2 separate regions of the Homo sapiens genome follow, and region 1 is linked to region 2. A link is a loop called in an ENCODE intact Hi-C map of the cell type or tissue named here. Cell type or tissue: psoas muscle. All regions are shown on one strand.

Region 1 (8,000 bases), 660 kb before region 2:
TCCTTTAAAATTTGTTGATGCATCATTTATGGCCTATAGTATGGTCACTTCTGGATAATGTTTAAAGCACATTTGAGAAGAATGTGTATTCTGTTGTTGGGTGAGAAGCAGTATATATTTAAATTTAATTGGGATTAAAAAAAAAAACCTTGTGGCAAATCACTTTGCAAAGCAGACTTACTTTATAAATATGTTGCCCTTTTGTTTTAAAGCCAGATTTTAAAGTACAGCTTGAAAATAGGTTATATTTCAGAAGTTAGTTTAGATGAGGTATTTGGAACTTGGAAAGAATTTTACAAGTAAGTATCAGTAATTCGTCTTATGGGTAAACTGTTCATCCATCTAGAATCAGTATGTTTTAAAAGAAGAATCATGAAAATAAAAATTAAAGTTTTCAGTGAAGTAGAAAAGGTAATTCAGACGATTAAAATTATCCTTAAGATTTCAAGTAATATATAGGTAATGAGAAATGAAACTGTTTGAAAAATAAATAGAAATGATAGGAATTTTGAATTATCAGAAGTTGGGAGTACTTTTACATTTCCTGCTTAATAAAATGGGCCTGAGTTACACAAAATATTTCAGCTTAGTCAAATTTTCGCTAGGTTGGGAATTATAATCTCTGTAAATGGGGCCTTTGTGTCAGCAAGAGCTTAAGACGTAAAAGCTCCTCTGTTCCTTGTAATAACCGAGCGGGGCAGGTTCTGGCCTTACCTCCATTTTATACCTGAGGAAACTGAGGCACAGAGGTCCAGACCTTGGCAAGGTCATGCTGTTCCTGAGCTCGGGTTTGAAGCCAGCTGTTCGAGTCCCAGGTGTGTGCTCCCACGCTCTTACTGTCACCTCCACTCTTAGTGGGTGAGGGATGGAAAATAGGGCTCCAAGTGCTGTATGATTAAGCCTGATTAGTGGCGAATGAAACCCGCACTTCCCAGATAAACTGCAGGAGTCCCAGGAAGTGCCCTACCAGCCCCTTGACTGGCTGGGAACATTCCCCTTCCAGTGACCTTGGCAGGACCGACGCCCTTGGATGAGCGGCTCCAGGTGTAGCTCAGGCATTTATTCCAGCCCCATTGCCAGGGCACTGCCATCTCGAGGGGTTCTGAAATGCTGCTTGGAGAGGAGAGAAAAGTGTTGAAGTCGGATTGTTTAGATCAGTGCTGGCCAATAGACAAAGCAAGCCCCATGTGAAATTTTCCCTTTTCTAGGGACCATGTTAAAAGAGTAAAGAGAAACAGGGGAAAACTGATTCTAATAATATGTCCTAAATACAATTTTGAAATGTAATGAATATTTAAAAATTGAGATATTTTACATTCTTTTTTCATACCAAATCTTTGAAATCAAGTGTGCCTTTTACACTGACGGCACCTCTCAATTCACACGAGCCCTGTTTTCTGTGCTCAGTAATTGCATGTGACTCGTGGCTCCCACACTGATCAGTGTGGGTTTAGATAGTAGCTAAATGGTGACATAACAGCCCCACTAATGCTGACCATCCCCTTCCCCTAGATGGCAAGAGACTTCTGGGGCCCCAGTGGCTGGACTATGACTGTGACCGAGCTGTGATCGAGGACTGGGTGTTCAGGGTCCCCCATGTGGCCATATTCCTGAGTGTGGTCATTTGCAAGGGCTTTCTCATCCTGTGCTCGTCTCTTGATCTGACTACCCTGGTCCCTGAGCGTCAAGTGGACCAGGGCAGGGGTTTTGAGAGCATCCTGGATGTCCTCTCTGTCATGTACATCAACGCCCAGCTGCCTCGGGAGCAGCGGCACCGCTGGTGCCTGCTCTTTTCGTCTGAGCTCCATGGACACAGCTTCTCCCAGCTCTGTGGCCACATCACTCACCGGGGACCCTGTGTGGCTGTCCTCGAGGACCATGACAAGCATGTGTTCGGTGGGTTTGCCTCTTGCTCTTGGGAGGTGAAGCCTCAGTTTCAAGGTAAGACTTGGTGTCCTGAACCTTGACGAGTGGCACAGCACGGGCAAAGAGCTCTGGAGAAAGGGAGAGGGTGGGGGTGCTAAATAGGGCTCTCCCATCTTCTCCAAGTGTTTCTCTAGACGCAGTCGGGGCGATAGGAAAATGTGATGCTGCTCTATGGTGTTTATCACATCAGAGTTCTTCAGGACAGGCCGTGTGACCCCCAGTTTTCAGGCGAGGACACGGGCCCAGTTATTACACGGTGCCGGGTCTATGGGGCGTGGGAGAAGTCAAGCCACAGATGCCTCCGAGGGGACCAGGAGATGGTAATTGGTTCAGATCGGACATTTTCCTTCCCTGGGCCTTCCTGCCCCTGCCCCCACCGCCACGCGTTTGCTTGTTGGAATTTGGAAGCTTTGTGCATGACCTTGAATGCACTGGATGAAAGGTTCTAAGTAAATTCTTTTCCTTCCCTCAAGGAAGAATACTCTGATGAAAAGAGTCCTTTAAAAATATTTAAAACACAGGCCAGGTGCAGTGGCTCACACCTGGAATCCCAGCATTTTGGGAGGCTGAGGCAGGAGGATCACTTGAACCCAGGAGTTTGAGACCAGCATGGGCAACATAGTGAGACCTTGCCTCTATCTTAAAAAAAAAAAAAAAATAATAAGGCTGGGCGTGGTGGCTCAAGCCTGTAATCCCAGCACTTTGGGAGTCCGAGGCAGGTGGATCACTTGAGGTCAGGCATTTGAGACCAGCCTGGTGAACGTGGTGAAACCACGTCTCTACTGAAAGTACACAAATTAGATGGGTGTGGTGGCGCATGCCTGTAATCCCAGCTACGTGGGAGGCTGAGGCATGAGAATTGCTTGAACCTCGGAAGCAGAGTTGCAGTGAGCCGAGATCATACCACCGCACTCCAGCCTGAGCAACAGAGCGAGACTCCATCTCTAGATAGATAGATAGATAGATAGATAGGTAGATAGATGGATGGATGGATGGATGGATGGATAGATAGATAGTTTTTGAAATGTTTACAGATGCGTCGCCCATCAGTGGGCTGTCCTCTGTACTTGAGAGTGGGCCACCATCCCCAGGGTTTGCCTTTGGCATTCCCCGGTACATCCTGTATCTTACCCCGCACCTCTGGAATCGTCATTTCTCCACCAGGCAGAGGTTCTGAAGGCCGGGAACTGTGTCCAGGTGGAGTTGCCCTTGCAGGAGAGCTTTCAGCAGAGGCTAGGTGGCATCTGGCTGGAATAGGTAGCAGGGGTCACCAGGTTGAGGGTTGGGCACCTCTATCTCCTAGATTGCATTGTTTCTAGGGTTTGATTTATATCTAGGTTTCAGGATGTTCTAGATCTTTATCTTAGTTCTGGGAATGGTGGGAATTCTCCCCAAATCAAAGTTTCCAGGTGCCAGCCCAGGGCCGGCCCTGCAGGTGGGCCTTTCTAGAGACAGCAGCCTCAGCCTTGCCACGGCCACTCTCTTCTGCACACCCACCTTGCCCTGCCTCCATGTCACAGGCATAGGGCATGTGCCCACCAGCCCAGCCTCGGGCTCCGGGGAAATTACACATTGCTCTGCCTCACTGCATGGCTGAAGGCTCGGCTTTAGGATATGAAGAGACCCTGAGCATCATGATCAGGGTAAAGCTGCTGCTCCCTCCAGAGCCTTTAATGTTAATTTCAGATGGACTCTGCTGGCTCTTTATGTTTTATTAACAAGCAGACTTAATCTTGCTGAAGCATGTGGGAAAAATGCAGTGGCCAAGTTTTCAAACCCGAGTTCATTCTGTTGCAGTACGTGTCCATACTCACGAAACAACAGCAGAGGGCAGCCTCACACCACGCATGGTACAAATCCGTGGACTGTGGGTCAAGTTCGGAGAGCGTGCTGTCCGCTTGTCCTGGAAATAATGACCTCTAATATCTGAGACTTTAAGTGATTTAATAGCTGTGGGACAAACAATGAAGGCAAATGCTGGGGAGGGTGGCCACCTCCTTGAGTACAGAGGATATTTCCCTGCGGGGTAATGTGGCTTCGTAAACCTTTTTAAAGGACTGTTTTCATCAGAGTGTTTTTGCTTGAGGAAAGAAGAACTGATTATACTTAGAGCCTTTTGGCTTGTGTTTTCTGTGCAATCATTGAAAAGGCCCAAGGCTTTGGATTGAACACAGGATTTTGAGTCCCAGCTCTAGCCCTGGGCAAGGTGATTGATTCATTTTCTGGGCCTCAGCTCCTCAGAATTACACGAAACCATGCTGTGTGGGCAGGCAGCTCCTCGGCGGCCGAGCGTCAGGTGCTGGTGGCCGCACGCTTGGGTATTGTTTTATGGGAATGAGATAAGGAGTCCTCGTTGTTGGTGTCACTTTTTTCCACAGATAATCATAACTCATCAGGTCCTTGCCCTGTATTCTGGGAATGATGCTTCCCCCTCCTGGCTTTCCCTATGGAGAACAGCCCTTGGGGGTGGACTAGGATCTGGGCCTATCGCAGCTGAGGCCTGAACTCTGTGGCCCTGCGACCTTGCTCCGCAGCAAGACGGGCTCAGGATTGCAAAGCAAAGGGCCGCTTACCTGAAGTCCAGTCGGGGAGAGCGGGGCGGGGGCAGTGCAGACGGGTGTGACCCAGCTGTTCATGGCGGCGTCTAAACCTGCCCTCAAGCCTCTGGGGCTGCTGAAACCCAGTGAAGCAAGCCTGAGTCTGTAGCCCAGAGTAAAGCCCTTCACTTAGCTGGTTCCAGTGGAACTTTCTAGCCTAACTATCCTCCTTCCTCCACCCGATGCTCTCAAGCCCCACTGTTCCGTACCTGTCCCACACCTTGTCCTCATGGGATCCCTTCTCCATGGGGACTCTTGCCCCAGCCAGCTCTGTTTCAGGGCCTCCCTCTTGACCTCGGAAGCTGCCTCCCAGAAGCCTCCCAGACCCTGATGGCAGAGGCCCCCCAGCGATCTTTCTAGATTGGAGCCTTGGGCGGTGTCAGCCCACACTCTACAGACTGAGCCCTGTTGGCTTGCTCGGGGCCATCGTCCTCTTCCAGCCTCCTGGTCTTGGTGCCCCCTTCTTATCTGCGTTCCATCATGGTGCCCCCAATTTGCTTCCTGTGACTTCTTTCCCACCTGATGAATAGCCCAACCCCAAATTCCCATGAGCTTGTTTCTCTGCAGCCTTCCAGCTTGTTGTGACAGTTGTGTATGCTGGTGTCGAGGCGGGCAGCCCTTCCGGCCAAGTCCTCAGAACATGGTGGGAAGTGTCCCTCGCTGGGAGCTCCGAGGACGAGGCCTGGCCTACGGCCCTGTCCCCAGTGCTGAGGTGCTTATGGAGTGGAGGAGTCTCTGAGACTGGGGACCCATAGTTTCCAGAGTTTTGACTGGTACCTTTCTTTTAATGGCCTGTGTGCCCACCCCATGCCTTTGGGCGAGGGTAAACTACTTCCTTTCGTAGGCCGTGCCCCTGGGGACAGCTCTGCAGCTGCAGGTTTTCTCTCTCTGCATGGTACGTTCTTTCAGGCCGGGGTCAGCACTACGCAGCGTCACTTGCCTGCTCAGGTAGGCTGTGCTGGAGGCCTCAGTCTCTGCGGAGTGACCACCTGCCCCGTGCTCATAAGCTAAAGGAAGCCTGCTCTTTCTGGCTCGGATGTGCTTGGCCAGCCTGAACTGATTCCAGCAGACAGTGGGCAGAGTTCTGATCTCTGCTCCCCTGGCCAGAGCTAAAAGATGTCCCATTCCTTATTAGCTGTCCCTCTAATCCCTGCATCCCCAGCTCATCCACCTGGGTCCCTAGCAGCTTGTCCCAAACCCTGATCTGCCGACACCTGGACATGGGTGAGAAGGGTCTTGGCCCTGTTGCTTCCTGAGCTGCAGCTTACCGGCATTTCCGGCCCTGTGGGACCGGCTCAGACACCGACCCTGTTTGTTTTGTTCTCTGGCTACTTTCAGGGGACAACAGATGCTTCCTGTTCTCCATCTGCCCCAGCATGGCTGTGTACACACACACGGGCTACAACGACCACTACATGTACTTGAACCATGGACAGCAGACGATCCCGAACGGACTGGTGAGCCCGGGCAGAGCGTGGTGGTCTTGCCTTGGTGATGTCCCCCAGCAAAGGTGTCAACCCCGAGGCTCAGCTCCACAGATCAGGGCAGGGCGCGTGGCATTCAGTTCCTCACGCACGCCATGTCCAGTTCCTTCTGTTTCCAGGGCCGGTGCTGGGGGCAGTGACAGCTGGGCCAGGGTTTCCCTTAGAGAAGGATGTGGCCTCTGCTGGGGCTTCTCAGTGGTTTGTGTGCAGATGGCACACTTGGCCCATTTTTCTGGCCCTCAGATGATTGGTTTGTAGCCTTTGTGGCTAGGGATGGTGTCAGCGCCAGACCTGTCCCTGCGCGTCGCTGGCCTGCCTCATACGTGGGAGTGCTGGACCAAGGGGAATGGACGGCCGGCAGCTCATGAGACAGCATGTGGGGCCCCAGTTGGGGTGACCGTGGCTCCTGTCCAGCCCTCGCTTCAGCTTGGTGACATGGCACAGGAAGCAGGGGGAAGCGGGGGAGGCCTAGGCCGGGTGCAGGGAGTGGGTGGGCACGGGTCCAGGCAGGCCCGAGGGCAGGAGTTGGGGCAGCATCCACGCCGAAGCTCAGCTTGCTCCTGCCAGCTCCCCTGCTGATTTCTTTCCTCTGCTGCTTGACAGAAAGCTCTTTTCTTTTCTTTTTTTTCTTTTTGAGATGGAGTCCACTCTTGTCCAGGCTGGAGTGCAGTGGCGCGATCTCGGCTCACTGCAAGCTCCGCCTCCCAGGTTCACGCCATTCTCCTGCCTCAGCCTCCCAAGTAGCTGGGACCACAGGCACCCGCTATCACGCCTGGCTAATTTTTTTGTATTTTTAGTAGAGACGGGGTTTCACCATGTTAGCCAGGATGGTCTCCATCTCCTGACCTCGTGATCCACCCGCCTTGGCCTCCTAAAGTGCTGGGATTACAGGCGTGAGCCACTGCGCCCAGCTGACAGAAAGCTCTTATTGGGAAAATCCAGCCCTGTTTCTGCAGAGCTGAGGGCAGAGAAGGCTGGTCCGATATAGGGACCAGCGTCCTTCCCAGGCTTACCACACTGCTGCCCTGGAGAGAGGGAGGGGCGTGGCCAGGCCACCTAGAACACCTGGCACCTTCTGGAAAGGGCGGTCTGGTGGCGGCAGGAGTGAGGGTGCCAGCCTCACAGGCAGCACCCGGCAGGCCCCGGTCATCGCTCGTCATTGGCCCTGAGAGAGCGGCTCCGCGTGTCAACTCTGGGCAGTGTGCTCGGGTCTCTGGTTGCCCAAGGTCAGAACTAGGGCGTGCCAGGTGTTACAGGCCTACCAGGGACCAGAGGAGGTTCTCTGCAGGGTGAGATTGAACAGCTCAGAGCCCAGCCATGTGACTGAGGGTGGAAGGCACAGGGGTTCGCATCCGCCTCCGGGTCTGCCTCCGCATCCTGTAAGCCACACACTCGGAGCTGAGTTTCCCAGCCTGTCTTGGGGTGAGGATCGCTGCCCGGAAGCGGGGCACTGGGGCCCCAACACAGGGGGTTTGCAGTGTCAGCTTCTGTGTTCACCTCTCCCCTTATCTTAACTGGGCGGGGCCCTGGGCCCTGGAGGTCTCTTTCTCTATATATATTTAACATTTTTAATTCTCTGATGTCACTTGTGCTTTCAGCCAGCAAATCTTCTTGAGAAAGAGCCATGGGGTGGGTGTCTGGAGACATAGATGACTGTTCTAGTAACTTGGCATGGGATGCTTAAATGGCAGTAATTGATATATTTCACAGTTAAGGAAAACAAGATGATGGCATTCACCACTCACCCGCCCCTGTCTCAGGCTGGTACTTAAGGCGAGAGGCTGGCTTGTGGTATTTGATGTCCACAGACCCTGAGGAGTTGCTGATGCTATTCTCTGTCCTGGCTTCCTTTGCAGGGTATGGGGGGGCAGCACAATTACTTTGGGCTTTGGGTGGATGTTGATTTTGGGAAAGGACACAGCAGAGCCAAGCCCACGTGCACCACGTACAACAGCCCGCAGCTGTCGGCTCAGGAGAACTTCCAGTTTGATAA
Region 2 (8,000 bases):
CCTATTGGTTTGACCCAGCATCAAGGGGGTCTGTGCTACCCGCTACTGAAGCCTTCCTCCCCGAGGCATTCCACAGCAAGTCACTCCCTCTACTGCTGGCTATGATTTCTCAGCAGTTATCCCGCATACTTGGGAATTTTTGTGGCACCTACAACTTACTCACCAACACAACATTCTATGAATGCTAAATATACCTGTTAATGAGGTTGGTATAATGGTATCTTTTGTAGATATTGATTCAAACGTGTTGGACCTCGGAATTTCACTTTGGTATCAATACCATCCCCTTCCCCACAAAAGTCTCTCATAAATGTACAGGTCCTGAGAAGTCCGTAGGCCCCAGCGCTGGGCCGTTTACACCTAATGAGTAAAGTGGCTTCGTCTCGGATGTCCCACCACAGACTCCGCCCCGCAACAGGGAGCCCAGGCTGCCGCCTCCTACAGCTGTGATTTCGAAAAAGAAACGCACCTTGGTACCGACGCTGGGAAAAGCACTCTGCTTGGCCTGCCTCACCACGTGGCCACCTTCAGATCAGGGTTGGGGGGCCTGTCATGTGACCTGAATAACTCATATGACTTTTTGCCAGAGTCACATGGAAGACAGCCCTACTTCAGCTTCTGCATTAGCCACGGTGATTTCTCAGCGGTATGGAGTCAGGCTTTTGCTGCAATGATGCGGCGTCCCTAAACTGACCAGACATGAAACGGAGGCGCCCCCCCATACGCAGCACTGGCCAGGCACAGCCCCTCCGCTCCAGCATGCGCACGTGGCTGGGACGCTCAGCTCCAGCATCTCAGGCAGGGACCTAGGATGGGGCGGGCTCTGTCATCCCCGCTCTTATCCCATTGGATCAACCAAGTCACATGGCCACGCCCAGGGCAAGAGTTTGTGGCCGACACTCCGCTCACCGCGCGCTCCTGTCTACACAACAGGGGAGCCAGGACCTGCCACACGAATGCAACCAGCCCGTTGCCTGCGGTTGAGCCTGGTGACCGTGAACTGGGATTGCCCTCCTGGCTCTGCGGTGCCACCCCCTTGGCCGGACTGCCATAGGGCAGAATGCAATTGACAGACTCACCTTTAGAATACGAATCTGTCATTCTGGGACCCTCGGGAAGTGGTGCGGGGACCTTGTGAGCGTCCCTCTCTCAGGACCCCTGCAGCTCCATCACCATGGGGAAATGGCGGGAAATGTAGGACACGGCTGTCCTGCCTGTTGGGGAATTAAGAAAACAGAAGACAAAATTGATTATACAGGTTATGCGTGAACGTATGTGCCTGTTAAAAAATGCAAACAGTAAAGCAATGTACAAAATAAAATGAAATCACCCTTTTCCCCGCCTCCCTGTAGGTAGACGCTGTGATGTCATCTTTCAGTGCTGATTTACTTGCACGCCTTCGTTCTACTTGAAAAATGGGACTGCAAGCAAAAGATTAAGGGGCATGGAGGGAGGAGGCAGGAGCGGGCCAGGGAGCAGGTCACTCAGGCCTGGCCGGTGCCTCAGCCTCCCTGTGCACTTGTGCACATTCCTCTAGGATACAGGCCCAGCCACCCCAGTGAGTCCCAAAGCCTCTGTCTGTGGGCTGGTTAGGAGGAGGAGGCTTTTCACCTTCCCAGGCTGCTGTTGGCCTCCTGGAGCTTCTGGAATCACACAGAGATGAAGGTTTCTAAAAATCTACCGAGGGCCAGGAGCGGTGGCTCAGGCCTGTAATCCCATCACTTAGGGAGGATGAGGAGGGCAGATCACTTGCGGTCATGGGTTTGAGAGCAGCCTGGCCAACATGGTGAAACCCCATCTCTACTAAAAATACAAAATCAGTCGGGCGTGGTGGCGCACGCCTGTAATCCTAGCTACTCAGGAGGCTGAGGCAAGAGAATTGCTTGAACCTGGGAGGTGGAGGTTACAGTGAGATCACATTATCGCACTCCAGTCTGGGCGACAAGAGTAAAACCCTGTTTCAGATAAATAGATAGATAAAAAAAAAAAAAAAATCTACCAGGATTCCTTATGCTGACGTGCAATTTGATGCCACATGTCAGAGGGGATGGTTGTGCTTGCTACGTGGGGCCTCAATGTAGTGAGGACTGAGCCCCTATTCATTCTTGCTGGTGTCAAGGGACCCAGTGCTTGTCCAGGGGCTGGTGCATCTCTATCATCTCGTAATAGTCAGGTGCAGAGTGCCTTCTTTCCTAGGCTTGTGCCCTCACCCAGTCACATGGGCTGAGGAGTGGGGAGGATGGTGGTCTAGGTAGGATAGCTCAGGTCCCAGAGGCCTTCACTCCAGTCCCAGGGGACAGGCTGTTCAAAGAGGTCAGCTGATCCTCTGACCTCTCCCTTATCTTCAAGACGGAGGTCTCAGCCCCCTTCTCTAGTCTTAGCCAGGACAGAGTATTCTGAGGGTCTCTCCATCAATGAGACTGGGCCATGAAAATGATGAGCCCTTGACCTGTTCTGACTCACTCACCCTCTGCCCTGCCAGAGGCGGGCACTGCCATTGGCTTCTCTGCTCTCCCATCTTCCAAGGAGGATCTGGCTTGGACTGACCATTTTAAGGGGTGCTTTCATGAAGTAGAATCTGGAGGTGAGTCGGAGGATGAAAAGGGCTGCAGGTTCCTGGGACAAGATGGTGAGGTGTTCCTGGGCACAGACACACCTGGGGGAGTGAGGGGTCCAGGGAGGCTCACGGAGAGACTGGAACCCTATTGTTGGGCCCGCGTGGCCTCTTCACAGCAGCGGAAAACTGAAATAAAGACTTGTGCAGTTTCTCAGACAGCAACGCCATCCCGAGTCTGCCTCACATGGGTCCCAGCCTGCACACCCTCTGTGAATAGTGTGGATGGGATAGGAGTGCCCTGGGAGATGAGAAGGGATGCACTGCAAAGCTGGGGGTGGGGTAATCGCTGATTGAAGAAGAGGAGAGAAACTCACTCCATAGCCTCGAGGAGCAGATATGACAGCGCAGAAATCTGGGCTCCACCAACTACAAATTGCGGGACCCTGTACTAAGAGTTTTCCAAGCTGCAAGCACTGTGTCGTACTCCCAGTCACTAGCACAAAGCTCCCCATTGACCATCGTGGCACTGTAGGGGCCCGTATTCATTTCCCAGGGCCACTGCAACAAAATGCCCCAAACTGAGGGGCTTACAACCCCAAACTGAGGAGCTTACAACCTCAAACTGAGGGGCTTACAACAGAAGACACTTACCCTTTCATAGTTCTGGAGGGCAGAAGTCCAAAATCAAGGTGTCTACAAATCCATGCTCCCGGGAAGATCCTTCCCGCCCCTCCAGCTCCTGATGGTTCCTGGAGACACTTGGTGATCGTTGATGTTCCCTGGCTCCCAGCTGCGTCACTCCAGTCTCTGCCTCCATCATCACGTGGCCTTCTCCCTGGGTGTTTCCTATCTGTGAAAATTACCTTCTTAGAAGGACTCTAGTCATTGGATTTAGGGCCCACCCTAATTCAGCATGACCTAATCTCAACTTGATTACATATGCAAAGAACCTGTTTCCAAATAAGATCACATTCACAGGCAGCGGGAGTTAGGACTTCCACACGTTTCTGGGGGGACACAATCTATATAGTGACCTTCCCATGTCCCCTGCCTTTGTCACTTCTGTAAACTCTGGCCTGACATCTGACCACCAGCAGCTGTGCTTCTTTGCTTGAGAGCTTTCTGTTGCCGCTGGATTTCACGCTACCATCCGTTCCAGGGAATTGGCACCACTGCGTGCCCACCTCTCCACCCCAGCAGCCCCCAACCATGACTGACAGGTGTTGGTATATAAGTCCCGCAGGCCCCCTTGGGTGGGAAGACTAAAAAAAACACCAATTTTCAACATTTGCTCATATATGGCAATAAGATAAAGTGGGATGTGGACTGATTAGCGGGTCAGAGGATCTGGGTCGAATGCCAGTTCGCCTCTTACCAGCTGTGCTACCTTGGGCAAGTTCATTCATTCATTCATTCAACAAATAAATATTGGTAGGGTGTGCCAGCCAATGTCCAGGATACTAGGGAGTCAATGAAGGCAAAAACAGTTCTTGCCTTCTTGGTGCTTACAGGCTAGTGAGGGAGAAAGACAATCAAAGAGTCACACAGATACACATACCACCATGATAGAAGCTCTGAAAAGAACAAGCTGGTATGAAAGCAGAAACCACAGCACCAGGCCAGGTGTGCAAGATTTGAGCAAAGCTCCCTGAGGACGTGATGTCTGACTTGAGATGTACCTATACCGAGCTGTTCGCCAAGTGAAGGAGCTGTGCGGTGGGAGGATGGGATTTCTGCCAAAAACAACAGCACAAGCAAAGGTCCTGGGGTGGAAGGGAGGCCAGCACGTCCCAGAGACAGCTTGCAGAGCATGATTTACTCTTCTGTTTAGAAACAAAAGAATATATAAAAATGCCCAACTTTCAGATTATCGGGAAAATCGAATGAAACACGGCACAGGAAAGTCCCTATCAAACATCCTTCCTTACAGCCTTGGGAAAATCATGCAGGGGTCTGAAGCTTCTCATCCTGGGAGCGGGGTGGGGCAAGGGGGAAATTAGACCGTCCCCGAAAGCGATTACTTCATGCTGCCTCTTTATTTGCATGCAGGTCATGTGCCTCTTAGGTATCATTTCTTGGGGCGTTGTTTACTTTAGTTCTGAGACTCAGGAGTAAATTATGCAGGTTCCCTGCCAGACCTTCTAGCAAAGTTGTCCTCTGGGTTTGGGGCCTTGCCCGAATCCTGGGGCTTTAGTTGCACAACGCTGCCCTCTGCTGGCCACAGATGGAAGTCTGGGCGCGGCTACTGAGCAGGGCAGGCCACGGTACTACGTGGGTGGCCTTCATCCTGGTTTTGCTCTGTTTTCGCGTGGAGATGGGGCTTCCACTCACACTGAACAGTCAGTCTGCTTCTCTTCCTCTCTTCTCTCCTCTTCCTTTCACCCACTGAATGAGTGCTTAAGCCCCGCCCTAAGCATGGCACGTTCATAATCTTATTGCAATCTGCACAAAAACCTGGAGGAAATTATTGCTATCCCCTTCGCAGAAATGACAGTCAGGAGGCTTGCGGTGACCAGGTGACTTTCCCAAGATTATGAGCAATAAAGCTGGAAAACAGGGCTGGCCTCTGGGGTCTGTGACCTACGCACAGGGCCCTGTGCTCGGTTTAATGCTCTGCCGTTGTTATCTTGAGATTCCTAATAGTTTCTGAACACAAGACGCTGCATTTCTTGGGCAGGCGTGGTGGCTCACGCCTGTAATCCCAGCACTTTGGGAGGCCGAGGCAGGCAGATCGCCTGAGGTCAGGAGTTCGAGACCAGCCTGGCCAACATGGTGAAACCCCCGTCTCTACTAAAACTACAAAAATTAGCAGGGCATGGTGGCGGGTGCCCGTAATTCCCAGCTTCTTGGGAGGCTGAGGCAGGAGAATCGCTTGAACCCGGGAGGCAGAGGTTGCAGTAAGCCAAGATAATGCCACTGCATTCCAGCCTGGGCCACAGAGTGAGACTCGGTCTCAAAAAAAAAAAAATAAAATAAAATAAAAAAATAAAAATAAATAAATAAATAAAAAGACCCTGCATTTCCGTTTTGCACTGGGCCTGGCAAGTTTGTGTCTGCCCTGCTGTTGGAGCTGTGGGTTCCAACCAGGCCTGCTTCACTGCAACCCCAGTGCTTTCCTGTCTCCTCCAGGGCTCTTTCTAGAAGGCACACCTGGCAGCTCAACGTTTAACTTCCAAGAAGGCGCTCCATTACGTACGGGATAATGCGTCTTATTTCCTAACGCCGGGATTCTCACCCTGGCTGGACACCCAGGGGAGGGAGGACTTTGGCAAAATACTAATGATGTGGGCATGATGAATGCTGCACGTGGGGCCCTAGCATTGCTGTGTGTAAAAGTTTTCCAGGTGATTCTAATGAGTAGGTAGAATACAGCACCATTGGTGTAGGGCCTGGCACAGTTCCTGGCATTCAGTGGGTGTTTAATAAATGTTTTCCAACTTTTTAGAGCACCGAATTGACTGGAGGGCTTATGCTGAGAATTAAACTGAGTCGTGAAGAAGAAGAGACTCACCTTTGGGTTCCATGTTGGCGTCAGACTAGGAGCTCGGAGTTTGCCAGGCAATGGGGGAAGCTACCTGGGGCTGGCTGGAGAGGGAGAGAGAGTGGGAAAGACTTGGAAATTAGGTGCACCTTCCTGAATATTTGGAGCTTGGTGAGCCTTAAATTTACGTAGCCTGTAAATAGCACCTGATCCCACTTAGGTAGCTCTTCTCCCCCATCCTCAATTCCAGTTCTTTGATGAGTGGGTTAATCCCATGCCTGGTCTCAGTGTAGGGTGCTGAACCAGGCCTGGCCGATGAGATTATTCCACTCCTCTTGGCTGGCTTCCGTGACTGGCTCAGAGATAGGCATATACCCCAAATCAGACCAAGGAGATGCAACCTTGGGACATTTGCGGGAACTTTGGGAAACAACCAGGGAAGCTGTTGTTGTCCAGGGGTTGATGCCTGAGGGGTTTGAATGCAGCTGGAACTGCTTGTGGCCATCTTTCCATGGTGGCCAAGGCATCATACAGGATGGTAGAGTTGAGTGGCAGCAGCCATTCCTGATGAATTTGAGCAGCTGGATCAGCAATGTCTGAATTGACCCCCAAACCCCAGCTTCCAAGTGTCAACAAATGCCCTTTCTTGCTTCAGTGCCTTGAGGTAGATTACTGGCCACTTGCAGCTGAAAGCAAGTGATAAAGAATGTAAATATCCTGAAGAGAATTTCCTGTCCCTTGGTTCCTGAATCACCTTATAGGGATTTGCAGGGAGCTGAATATTCAGTCCGGAGTGAGAGATGCATTCAAGGAGCAAATGGCACTGTTACCCGAGTCAGTCTTGTCTTCAGTCAAGATGACATCCTGAGATCCTGAGATCTTTCCCCCCAATCAGTACAACAGCAGACCTTTGATACTGACTCTATAGGATCCTTTTTTTAAAAAAATTTTATTTATTTATTTATTTTTGTCCGACCACAGCTTGCCAGGATATGCATCTATCCAATGATCAAATGTTTGCTGAGCATCTACTTCGTGCCGGGCACTGTGCTGGTACAGAACTTGTGAAGATGACAATGTTTCCAGGTCAGCCCAGAGAAGCCAGTGCAGCCCATTAGACGATTTTCAGAATCATGGGCTGCAGAGTATGGAAGCATTCTATTTATTCAATTATTATTTCATGTAAGCAGTTGTAAGAATATTTAAACCTACTGCACACGTTAATAAACAGATACATAGTAGGTAGCCAAATTTTACCACACTAGTCATGAGACAAAACTGACACAAAGGAATGTGCAATATTTTTTTTTTTGAGATAGGGTCTCATTATGTTGCAGTGGCACGATCTTAGCTCACTGCAACCTCTACCTCCTGGTGTCAAGTGATTCTCCCACCTCAGCCTCCCAAGTAGCTAGGATTATGCAGGCATGAGCCACCACACCTGGCTAATTTTTGTATTTTTTGGTAGAGATGGGATTTCACTGTGTTGGCCAGGCTGGTCTTGAACTCCTGACCTCAAGTGATCCACCTGCCTCGTAAAATGCTGGGATTGCAGGCATGAGTCACCGCACCCAGCCGGTGCAATAATTTTTAAAACAAATTTTGGCTGCTGGTGTTACTGCCAGGGAAAAATGGATATTTCCACAAGGACTCTGATGGCAATGCTGGCCTCTTGAAGGGCTTTGAATGTTGATAATACAGGTTCTTTGAGGACAGTTTGCTTTTGAGACACTGGCCCCTCTCAGGGCGAGCCTGGAACCTTCCTCTCCTGGCAGTCTCTTGTGACCTGTGCCATGGCAGAGTCAGAAAGATCATACATCAAGCAGAGTCATATGTTAGTAGTTGACTGTAGGTAGTATGCAGGTGTTCACTGTAGAAATTCTTTTAGTTTTGTTGAATGTTTAAAATTTTTCAAAATAAAATGTTGGAAAAAATGAACTTGATTCAAATTTATTTCCCTCC

Evidence for each region. Hi-C counts contacts between places; a loop is a spot of excess contacts. Peaks named below come from ENCODE experiments on the same cell type or tissue, not always from the same donor. Only the 100,000 strongest peaks of a DNase experiment are listed, where the experiment ranks them.
Region 1: a loop joins it to region 2, with 3 times the contacts of the local background. A loop is called at or near these places in 11 of 110 quality-filtered maps.

What each region holds. Positions count from the first base shown.
Region 1 is chr16:84,480,572-84,488,571 of GRCh38, reverse strand. MEAK7 (MTOR associated protein MEAK7) reads left to right here. Exons shown (of 8, transcript NM_020947.4): 5 at 1,513-1,941; 6 at 5,862-5,980; 7 at 7,864-8,000. Among named protein-coding and RNA genes, the nearest start is that of ATP2C2-AS1, 17 kb to the right of the region's middle. RefSeq lists an enhancer at 4,808-5,309. In psoas muscle, a CTCF peak has its summit at 3,754 (motif pointing right); a DNase peak (open chromatin) is centred at 3,766.
Region 2 is chr16:83,823,049-83,831,048 of GRCh38, reverse strand. No RefSeq gene overlaps it. Among named protein-coding and RNA genes, the nearest start is that of HSBP1, 19 kb to the right of the region's middle. In psoas muscle, a CTCF peak has its summit at 4,786 (motif pointing left); a DNase peak (open chromatin) is centred at 4,748; H3K27ac peaks cover 408 bases.